2 separate regions of the Homo sapiens genome follow, and region 1 is linked to region 2. A link is a loop called in an ENCODE intact Hi-C map of the cell type or tissue named here. Cell type or tissue: dorsolateral prefrontal cortex. All regions are shown on one strand. Each heading gives the region's core, and the rest is flanking DNA. Links, peaks and the distances in the headings are about the cores only.

What was found. Peaks named below come from ENCODE experiments on the same cell type or tissue, not always from the same donor. Only the 100,000 strongest peaks of a DNase experiment are listed, where the experiment ranks them.
Region 1: a loop joins it to region 2, with 3.0 times the contacts of the local background. A loop is called at or near these places in 10 of 110 quality-filtered maps.

The regions. Positions count from the first base shown.
Region 1 is chr12:123,476,400-123,481,769 of GRCh38, forward strand. The region is part of intron 6 of RILPL1 (Rab interacting lysosomal protein like 1); the gene reads right to left. Among named protein-coding and RNA genes, the nearest start is that of SNRNP35, 21 kb to the left of the region's middle. In dorsolateral prefrontal cortex, for the core only: no CTCF peak of the experiment used is centred there; DNase peaks (open chromatin) are centred at 1,963, 2,492, 3,232 and 4,604; H3K4me3 peaks cover 2,769 bases; H3K27ac peaks cover 5,000 bases.
Region 2 is chr12:123,389,461-123,394,830 of GRCh38, forward strand. KMT5A (lysine methyltransferase 5A) reads left to right here. Exons shown (of 8, transcript NM_020382.7): 2 at 1-94; 3 at 1,170-1,326. Among named protein-coding and RNA genes, the nearest start is that of KMT5A, 8.0 kb to the left of the region's middle. RefSeq lists a silencer at 94-203. In dorsolateral prefrontal cortex, for the core only: no CTCF peak of the experiment used is centred there; a DNase peak (open chromatin) is centred at 2,346; H3K4me3 peaks cover 3,369 bases; H3K27ac peaks cover 4,642 bases.

The DNA.
Region 1 (5,370 bases), core at 124-5,123, 87 kb after region 2:
CATTGCACTCCAGCCTGGGCAACAAGAGCAAAACTCCATCTCAAGAAAAAAAAGAAAAAAAGAAATAGGGTCCTTACAAATGTAACTAGTTAAGATGAGGTTATGCTGGAGTAGGGTGGGTTCTAATCCAATATGACTGGTATCCTTATAAAAGGGGGACATCTGGACAGAGATGGCATGTGAGGAAGGTGGAAGTGGATACTGAGGTGAGGCTTCTGCAGGCCAAGGACTGCCAAAGACCCCCAGCAGCCACCAGAAATGGAGAGAGGTGTGGGGCAGATTCTCCCTTACAGTCCGAAGAAGGAGCTGACCCTGCTGACGCCTTTATCGTGGCCTTCTGGCCTCCGGAAGTGGGAGACAATACCTGACTGTTATTGAAGCCCCTGAGTCTGCAGTATTTTGTTACAGCAGTTCTAGAAACTGATGCAGTATATGACAGCCAACGAGGGATGACAGAGTGGCTCCCCAGGGCTAAAATGTAGGGCTGTGTGTGGGGAACGAAGAAGGCAAAATACGCTGTGGGAGGTGGTGGTGATGCCCTGGCAAGGGGGCCTTTCAGTGTCCTCCCCAACTGCGATGAGCTGCAGGCGCCATGACCCTAAGCGCCAGGCGAGAACCAGGAGAGACTGAAGCAGAGGGGCCAGGCAGGACGAGGGCTGAGGCAGAGGCTGCAGAATCATCAGATATTCTGGTCTAAGCCCACGGTAAGTAAATGCTCATCTGTTTCTCAGCTGGGCAGAGGAAATGAAGATGAAACTCCAACCATGCCACTAGAGCTTATTTTGAAAAGCTATAATTTTTTTAAAAAGTTGGTTGGATAAAGATAAAATAATTGTCTCAAATGAGGTTTGGCGATGTTCCAGGTGTTTGGATTACCTTTGATGTGCTTCACAGAGTAGCTAGGAGTTAGGAGTTGGTATCTTTTCTTTCTTTCTTTCTTTTTTTTTTTTTTTTTTTTTGAGACAGTCTCGCTTTGCCACCCAGGCTGCAGTGTAGTGGCACAATCTCTGCTCACTGCAACCTCCACCTCCTGGGTTCAAGTGATTCTCCTGCCTCAGCCTCCCCAGTAGCTGGGACTACAGGCGTGCACCACCCTGCTGGGCTAATTTTTGTATTTTTAGTAGAGACGGGGTTTCCCTGTGTTGGCCAGGTTGGTCTTGAACTCCTGGCATCAAGTGATCCACCCGCCTTGGCCTCCCAAAGTGCTGGAGTGAACCACCACGCCTGGCCAGGAGTTGGTGTCTTTGCAGAACCTCCTGGATGGTTTCTCACAATGACATGGAGAAGATGAGATGCCTTCTGCTAAGTGAATGGGCCCCAGAGGCCAGACTACCGGACACAGTTAGCTTTCCAGGGGCTCCAAGCAACACCATTTTGTACCCACCTTTGCCAGGACACCCAAAGAGGGTGCCCACAAAGATACAGTCATTGTGTGGGAAGTGGCCTCAAACACGGGGGACATTTTGCCTCAAGAGATGTTTGCCACTGGGAATGCTGGACTTCATTTAGGGCCTTTTCAGGGGGTGACCAATGCTCGGGGGCCTGGGACACCTGGAGTGTTCTGACTGAGTTACTCCATCTGTATGTCTTTTTTTTTTTTTTTTTTTTTTTTTTTCAGAGACAGGTCTCGCTTTGCTGCTCAGCTGGAGTGCAGTGGTGCAATCTGGGCCCACTGCAGCCGCGACCTCCTGGGCTCAAGTGATCTTCCTGCCTCAGCTTCCCTAGTAGCTGGGACTACAAGCATGTGCCACCATGCCCGGCCAATTAAAAAAAATTTTTTTCCTCGAGATAGGGTCTTGCTATGTTGCCCAGGCTCATCTCAAACTCCTGGCCTCAAGCGATCCCCCCACCTCGGCCTCCCAAAGTGTTGGGATTACAGGCATGAACCACCGCGCCTGGCCCTGTCTGTGTCTTGCTGTGCTCACTGAGCGGATGGCCCCTTCCCTTACTATTCCAGGGGCTGCCCTGCGGAAGCCATCTCCTCTAGAGGTACAGCTATTTCCATAAAAAGATTGACTTGTTTTGGCCCGAAGTTTGTCTTGAATATCCTGTAGCTGGTTTTAACTCCCCGCTCCCCGCCAAATATTTCTGGAAGACTCAAACCAAATGAAGTTCTACCAGTGGCATTTCAGGCAGTGTAATGGGCGGCTGTGAAGAAGCTATTCCTGGGCTGGAGCGAGGGGGGTGGTGGGTGGGAGGACAGGGATAGAATGCACTGTCATTGCTACCCCTGGACACCTGGGTGGCCACCCACTCCAAAGCCAACCTTTCCAGTCCTCGAGGCCAGTTCTCATCCCCTGCTTCCCCGGTCCCCCCTCTATACCCACCTGTCTTCTTATCTCCTGATCAGCCCCTAGCCCCCGCCCTGCAAAAGGCAACTGTGTGTGCGTCCATGGGACCATGACTGAGAGACAGGGACCACGCAAAAGGGGGCACTGGTGCCTGGTGTTCACTGGGGACGAGGCTGAAGTCACTCCAGCACTCCCTCGTGACCTTCCTGGGCAGTGCCAGCCTGGCCTCTCTGGACAGCAGCTGCTCAATCACAAACTATTCTTGGAACATCTTCCGGGCACACTGTTTTGACTGGCAGCAAAACAGTTCCCTTGTCCGGTTCAGTCTAGAAATGTGAAGTCTGACGCCTGTGACTCATGATGCACTGTGCAGACAAGGGGCCACCACCAGAGACTCGGGGAGGGGAGCGGGAAAATGGTGGCGGGGGTGGGAGCAGAAAAGGAATGGGTTCAAATCTGAAGACAGCCTTCCCAGCAGTTTGATCTAAATGTCAGTGGGCTTCTCTGGGCCTCAGTTCCCTCATCTGAGAAATGGGGATAATTATCCCAGCTCTGGGTCCCTGACAGGATGGAAGATACTTTAGTTCAAGTACTCTAAGCTGCCGAAGCCCCTGAACACTCCTTGGCGACTGTGAATTGCTGCAGGAGGAGGGGTGGGAAAAACCAGTTAACAGTGGGAAGCAGAGCTGAAGAGCCGCCCTGAGCAGACCGCATGGCTAATACTCCCTGGAGGAAGGACGGAAGAGACCCAGCAGACCAGGTAGGTGCAGGAGGAATGAAGGATGGAAGGACGCTCAGAACCGCCTCAGAAACTGTCATTCCCTGCGCCAGCCCAGGGAAGATCTGTCCCTGCCCAGGCCCCTCCCAGCCTCTGGGCTCACAGGCTGCTCTGGTACAGCTTCCAACCAGCAGTAGAGGTGGACAAAGGCGACCAGTGTCCTGCCTGCACTGGTCAAAAGCCCTTTGTGCCAGTTTGCTCTCCCAGTTATCCCCCAGCAAGTGGGGCTGCCACGGGACTGGTCACCCGCACCCTGTGGCTGGGAGGTTCTGGTCTCGCTCTCTCGTCTTTCTCTGAGTCTGTCCCTGCCCGGCTCAGAGCCCCACACTTTCCTGAGCAACCAGAAGCCAACCTAAGTGGGGAAGAGCTCTGAAAACAGGGCCCCAGCGTCCTTTCTGGAACAATCTGGAAAAGAAGGACAGACACCACAGCCTATTCAGGTGTGGGCAGAAGAACTAGTGGAAAGATTCGTTGGCTAATTCTGATAACTTTCCTCTGGATTTCACCCAATACGAAATTTGCAAAGCCAACTTAATTGTCTGTTTAGAGAAAGGGGCCCAGAGTAGAAAATTACAGTTAGAAAAACTCGGCTCTGGAAGGAATTTTTAGAATTACATATGACCGTGGGTGCTGGAGGCTCTGAATGCAGTACATTGGAAGTGAAAGTGAAGGTGCTAGAAAGGCTGATTCTTTTTTTTTTTTTTTTTTTTTAAATGGGGTATCGCTCTGTTGTCCAGGCTCGAATGCAGTGGTGTGATCTCGGCTCACTGCAACCTCCGCCTCTGGAGTTCAAGCAATTTTCCTGCCTCAGTCTCCTGAGTAGCTGGGATTACAGGTGCCCACCACCACACCTGGCTAATTTTTTTGTATTTTTAGTAGAGATGGGGGTTTCACCATGTAGGCCACACTGGTCTCGAACTCCTGACCTTGTGATCCACCTGCCTCAGCCTCCCAAAGTGCTGGGATTACAGGTTGAGCCACCGTGCCCGGCCTGAAAGGCTAATTCTTAACGACCTGGGAACAAATGGCTGAAGGATGCAGAACACAAGTCTCTTGATCTCCCCCTCCCTCAGCCCATGCAGAGACTATCTGGGCTCATGAAGCTTCTTGCAGTTTCTCCAGGCCTGAAACTCAAAGCTGTAGCTATCAAAGCATACAAGATAGATTCTGCTCATCCTCACATAGGAGTGGGGCTGGCGAGTGAGTTGGAGTTTAAGCAAAGCCAGTCCCATTTCCTACCAAGCACTGCATGAGAAACCCTTCCTGGGCACTAAGTACTGCAGAGAATCAAGACTGAAGGGCTTCCTCCTCCCAACGTGAGGCTACCGTGGGCACCCCGTATTTCTGTCTATCTAGCACTCTGATATTGCTTGGGGACCCATCCCTTCCCCTACTTTCAGGCCACTTGAACTGGATGGAGGTAAAAGTGCTCTGAGCGTCAAGGGTGAGGAGTCACAGACCCGGACGATCAATGTGCTGTCCTGTGATTGGGTTAGGGATAGTCATGTGACCCAGCTGGAGCCAATGGGACTCATTTCTGTGACTGATGGAAATCTTGGGAACAGAGACTCTGCACTGGAGTTTCAGACAGAAGAAAATGAAACCTGGCCGGGCGCGGTGGCTCACGCCTGTAATCCCAGCACTTTGGGAGGCCGAGGCGGGTGGATCACCTGAAGTCAGGAGTTAGAGACCAGCCTGGCCAACATGGTGAAACTCCGTCTCTACTAAAATTACAAAACTTAGCCGGGCGTAGAGGCAGATGCCTCTAATCCCAGCTACTCGGGAGGCTGAGACAGGAGAGAACTGCTTGAACCCGGGAGGTGGAGGCTGCAGTGAGCTGAGATTGTGCCACTGCACTCCAGCCTCGGCAATGGAGTGAGACTCCCTCTCAAAAAAAAAAAAAAAGAAAGAAAGAAAATGAAACCTGAGCCAAGGGCTGCCATGCTGCCATCCTCAGGCTGGACTGGACACCCAAGAATGGAGCCCACAGAGGAAAACCAAGCCAGGGGTGGAGGAAACAAGGCCTGGATCCAGCTGAGCCCCACGCTGTGGCAAGTTGGAACTTTTAGTTCCTTAGCCAAATTTGTTTTCTTTTTTTTTTTTTTGAGGCGGAGTTTCACTCTTGTTGCCCAAACTGGAGTGCAATGGCACGATCTTGGCTCACTGCAACCTCTGTCTCCCAGGTTCAAGCGATTCTCCTGCCTCAGCCTCCCAAGTAGCTGGGATTACAGGTGTGTGCCACCACGCCCGGCTGATTTTTGTATTTTTAGTGGAGATGGGGTTTCTCCGTATTGGTCAGGC
Region 2 (5,370 bases), core at 94-5,093:
GGAGGCGGCGGCGGCGGCGGCGGCGGTGGCAGCGACGGCCCCGGGCCCGGAGATGGTGGAGCGGAGGGGCCCGGGGAGGCCCCGCACCGACGGGGTAAGCAGGCACCCTCCCCGCACCCCTGCGGCGCGCCCGCCGGGCCGGGGCCGCGAGCACATGGGCGACCCCGGGTACCCGCCCGGGGCGCCCGGCCGGGCCGCTTCCTTTGCTGCCGCCTGGCTGGGAGTGGCGCCCACACGGCTCCGCCATGAGCCTGGCGGTGTTTGACCTCGGAAAAGTTTGACTGCGCCTTCGTGGCGTCTCCGCAGCCCAAGACCCTACTTCCCCGGAGGTGGCCGCGGTCCCAGGCTGTGCGGGGCCTGCGCGGGCCCCTCGGAGAGGTCACGGGTCTCACCGCCTCGGTGTTGAATGGTCCCCGAGGCGGCGAGGGCCCGGCGTTGCTTCTGGGGACGCCCTCCTCCGTCTGTACTTACTCAGAGGAGGGGCCCCACGCCCAGAGGCGCCCGCAGTGACCTGAACCGCCCCACCGCCCCGTCCACTCTCTTACTGACGCCCAGGTGCGGCTTGCGACAAAGTGGCCGCCCCGAATGCGCTGGCTGTGGCTCCTGCTCTTCCCAGATTCCCCAGTCACCCTGAGAGAAGTCCTCCCGTCGCAGCCCTGGAGGCTGCGGGGCTGCAGTGATTTGAGAGGGGTCAGGCTCCGGCGCTCATGGGGCTCTGGCTGTGCTGACAGGCCCTCCAGCCGCCCTCAGCACCAAGTGGTTAATCAGGTTCCCCGGGGCGTGTTTCTGTGCTGAGTCCCTGCGGCTCCTGCCAGGGCAGTGAACTCCTAAAGATAGCCTAGCTCTTCACATGCCCAGGTCCTTTTGACCTCCCTGTTGCGGGTAGGCTGTCTTCTTCCTATATAGACCTTGGGTTGCAGCCGACTCTCCTGCTGGCCAGCTGTCCCCTTAGTGATTTAGAGACCAGCGCGTTTAGGAAACGTTTCACTGGACCTGGGATTCTAAACCTGCCAGTGCTCTCCTGAGACAATGGGGGCTGGCATCCCCTGGTAGCCCAGTTTTTGAAAAACGGTGTTGTCTGATTTTCATCTTTTGTATTCCTCCTCCTCGTGAATGCTCTAGGATCTTCTTCTTCAAGCCTCTTTCAGAATATGCTTTTGTCTTTTTAGGAGAACGTATTTACCGGGCAGTCAAAGATCTATTCCTACATGAGCCCGAACAAATGCTCTGGAATGCGTTTCCCCCTTCAGGAAGAGAACTCAGTTACACATCACGAAGTCAAATGCCAGGGGAAACCATTAGCCGGAATCTACAGGAAACGAGAAGGTAAGCTTTTGAAATGGCCTCGTTCTGATCCCAGCTGGTCGGGTTGCAGAAGCCTCTGTCCTCTGCAAGAATGCACATATGTATTTATCCAACCTTTTCAGTCTCAGATTCGAGAGGTTTGAGCCATGTTCTGTCTTGCTGCTGAAAGAATGGCTTGTCCCAGGGTGTGTGCCCTGTTGGTTTGACAGGTTTTCCCTGCTTTCACAAGAGTTAGCATATCCTTCAAGCTTGATTGTCTTGCTTAGTTGCAAAAATAACATACCTGACCCACAATTAGAGAGGCTCACAAGTGCTGAAAGTGCAGAAGTCATGAATTCAGGTTGTACAGACCAGGCAATTGCAGACCTAACTAATGTGTTCATGTAGGGAACTGACTTCCTTCCCTTTTATGAGCTGGCCTTGACCCCATTTCTTTTTCTTTTTTTGAGACGGATTTCCGCTCTCGTCCCTCAGGCTGAAGTGCAATGGCACGATCTCAGCTCACTGCAACCTCCGCCTCCTGGGCTCAAGCGATTCTTCTGCTGCAGCCTCCTGAGTAGCTGGGATTACAAGCGGCCGCCACCACGCCCAGCTAATTTTTGTATTTTTGGTAGAGACGGGATTTCACCGTGTTGGCTAGACTGGTCTCAAACTCCTGACCTCAGGTGATCCACCTGCCTTGGCCTCCCAAAATGATGGGATTACAGGCATGAGCCACCGCGCCTAGCTGCCTTGACCCCATTTCTAAAGTTTCCTGCCAATCAAGCATTTGGTGTTAGTTTCTGAAGCAGCATCCTATGCAATGAGATTTGGAGTTAAAATGTTAAACCCGAAAATACAGGGTTAATGAAAACGGTCTGGTCTTGCAAAACAAACTGAAACCTCTTAGACATCTTGCTCTAATCCAAATATTCCCTTTCAAAGCTGCAGTGGGGAGTGTCAGCTTTCCCCAATTCACCATGCTCTCTTCTAATTAAAACTTGTCTGAAAGAAGCAGAGCCTCTGGCTGCCAGCAGCTCCATACAAGGAAGCCTTGTGTTCGCTAACAGAAAGTGTCATAAATGACGATTTGGCATGACCTCTGGGGCCGGATCTGAGAACCAGGGCTGGGCAAGCCCTGAACTGGGGACAGGAGCCCACCCTGTGCTTGATCTCCCCTGGTACACAGGGCAATATTGTTTTATTTGATCTTCAGATGACTTGGGTTCCAATCTTAAGTTTGCCACCTGAAAGAAGGAGGCTTAGATAGGTTGCTGCTCTCTTCTGAGCCTCTGTTCTCTCATCTGTAAATGGGGAGAGAGGAGTCTGACCTCACACACACAGGACTGTTTTGAAGGGTGGTTGCAGCGTGGATGCCAAAGGGCTTTGTGGTGGACTCCATGTGCCAGCTCTTCACCCCTGGACTGCCAGCTCATCCCTGGACCTGTGGCACTTAGAATTCCTGCCCATAGGGTTGGGGAGAGGCGCTGTCTATAAATGGTAGTTGCCCGGACTCTAGTCCTTTAAAATAGGGCAGTCTATACATTGTACCAAATGGTGGCCTGGTATACAAGCTAGTATATTTGGCTCATGGTTTTACTAAATGGCCATGATTAGAATTTTGGGTCAGAGTCCGGGCATGGTGGCTCGGGTTTGTAATTCCAGCACTTTGGTAGGCCAAGGCAGGAGGATTGCTTGAGCCCAGGAGTTTGAGACCAGCCTGGGCAACATAGTGAGGCCTCATCTCTACAACAATGAAAACAAAAAAAATTAGCCTGGCATGGTGGCATGCATCTGTAGTCCCAGCTGCTTGGGAGGCTAAGGCAGGAGGATCCCTAGCACCCAGGAGTTTAAAGCTGCAGTGAGCTATGATCATGCCACTGCACTCCAACCTGGGGAACAGAGAGAAACCCCATCTCTAATATAAAAATAAAAAGAATTTAGGTCAGCTGGACTTTGGAGACCCCAAGGTCCAGGCTGTGGTCCGTGATTCTGCTGTGATACAGACTGAGTGATAGATAATGTTCACGGGCACCACACACTCCTGGGCCTGATGTCCTGGCTTTAATTCTCTCTGATTTCACCCAGGAAGGTGTGTAGAGGAGGAAGAAAGATCTGGATGGTTTTAATGGTTTTTGTTTGTTTTTTTTGAGACACAGTCTCGCTCTGTCTTGCAGTCTGGAGTGCAGTGGTGCAATCTCGGCTCACTGCAACCTCCATCTCCCGGGTTCAAGCAATTATCCTGCCTCAACCTCCCAAGTAGCTGAGATTACAGGTGCCCGCCACCACGCTCGGCTAATTTTTTGTATTTTCAGTAGAGATGGGGTTTCACCATGTTGGCCAGGCTGGTCTTGAACTCCTGACCTCAGGTGGCCCACCCGCCTTGGCCTCCCAAAGTGCTGGGATTACAGGTGAAGTCACTGTGCCCGGCCTAATGTATTTATTTATTTTTCTGTTTTGTTTATCTAGATATAGTTAATATATCATAACGTTCATGTTAAAGCGTATGAGTCGGTGGTTTTTAGTATATTCACAGGGTTGCGCAACCATTACCACAGTCTAATTCCAGAACGTTTCCATCACCCCAGAAAGGTACCCATTAGGCGTCACCTTCGATTCCCCATCCCTCTAGTCCAAGGTAACCATTAAAGTACTTTCTGTCTCTGTGGATTTGCCTGTTTTGGACATTTCATATGGATGGAATCACAAAATACATAGCCTTTTGTGTCTGGCTTCTTTCACTGAGCATCATGTCTTCAAGGTTCATCCGCGGTGTAATAAGTATCAGTGCTTCATTCCTTTTTTTTATTTTTGAGAAGGAGTCTCTCTCTCTCACCCAGGCTGGAGTACAATGGTGCAATCTTGGCTCACTGCAACCTCTGCCTCCCAGGTTCAAGCTATTCTCCTGCCTCAGCCTCCCAAATAGCTGGGATTATAGGCGCACACCACCACGCCTGGCTAATGTTTTTATATTTTTAGTAGAGATGGGGTTTTACCATCTTGGCCAGGCTGGTCTCGAACTCTTGACCTCAGGGGAGCCACCCTGCCCAGCCCTTCATTCCTTTTTATGGCTGGATAATACTCCCTTTTGTGGATAGGCCACATTTTGTTTATTCATCTGTTGATGGACATTTGGGTTGTTTCCACTTTTTGGCTATTACAAATAAACTGTTACGTTCCTGCATAGATTTTTTTGGGGACATATGTTTTTAATTCTCTGGAATAGATGCCTAGGAGTGAAATTGCTGGGTCATATGGTAACTCTGTGTTTAACTTTTTGGGAAAATGTCAAACTGTTTCTAAAGTGGCTGCACCATTTTATATCTGTGAGCAGCGTACTATTTACTTAATTTTTTTTTCTTTTTTTTTTTTTTTTTGAGACAGAGTCTCACTCTTTCGCCCAGGTTGGAGTGCAATGGCATGATCTTAGCTCACTGCAACCTCCGCCTCCCAGGTTCAAGCAGTTCTCCTGCCTCAGCCTCCTGAGTAGCTGGGATTACAAGTGTCCGCCAGTACACTTGGCTAATTTTTGTATTTTTAGTAGAGATGGGGTTTACCATGTTGGCCAGGCTGGTCTTGAACTCCCGACCTCAGGTGATCCGCCAGCCTCGGCTTCCCAAAGTGCTGGGATTACAGGCAGGAGCCACTGTGTCCAGCCTATTTACTTAGTTATTTAAAAGTAAAACATTTTTTAAAAAGGTAAGCAGTTTTCCAACACTGTCACTCCACAAGTGTTTTAAGTGACAGATCATTGCAGTGTGTCTCCCGATACCCAGGCCAGTCTGCTGGGGCACCATGCTGAGAACTGCTGTGAACCTGGGGCTTCAACCCCACTAGAAGGGGACCTTCTTTTTCTTCGGAGTCTGAAATGAAGGGTGCCAGGCAGCTCTTGGGGAAGAGTTTCTGCTTTGTCACCTTACTCCTGTCCCCTAATGCTGTCCCAGCCTTCAGGAATGGAGCTTTTGATCTGAGTCTGCAACCTGATTCCTGAAAGCTATTGATCAAGCACCCTGCCAGCGTCTCCGTCTCTGGTGCCTCTCCCTCACAGGCTCTCTATCTCCCACGTCAAGATGCAAAAGCCTAAAA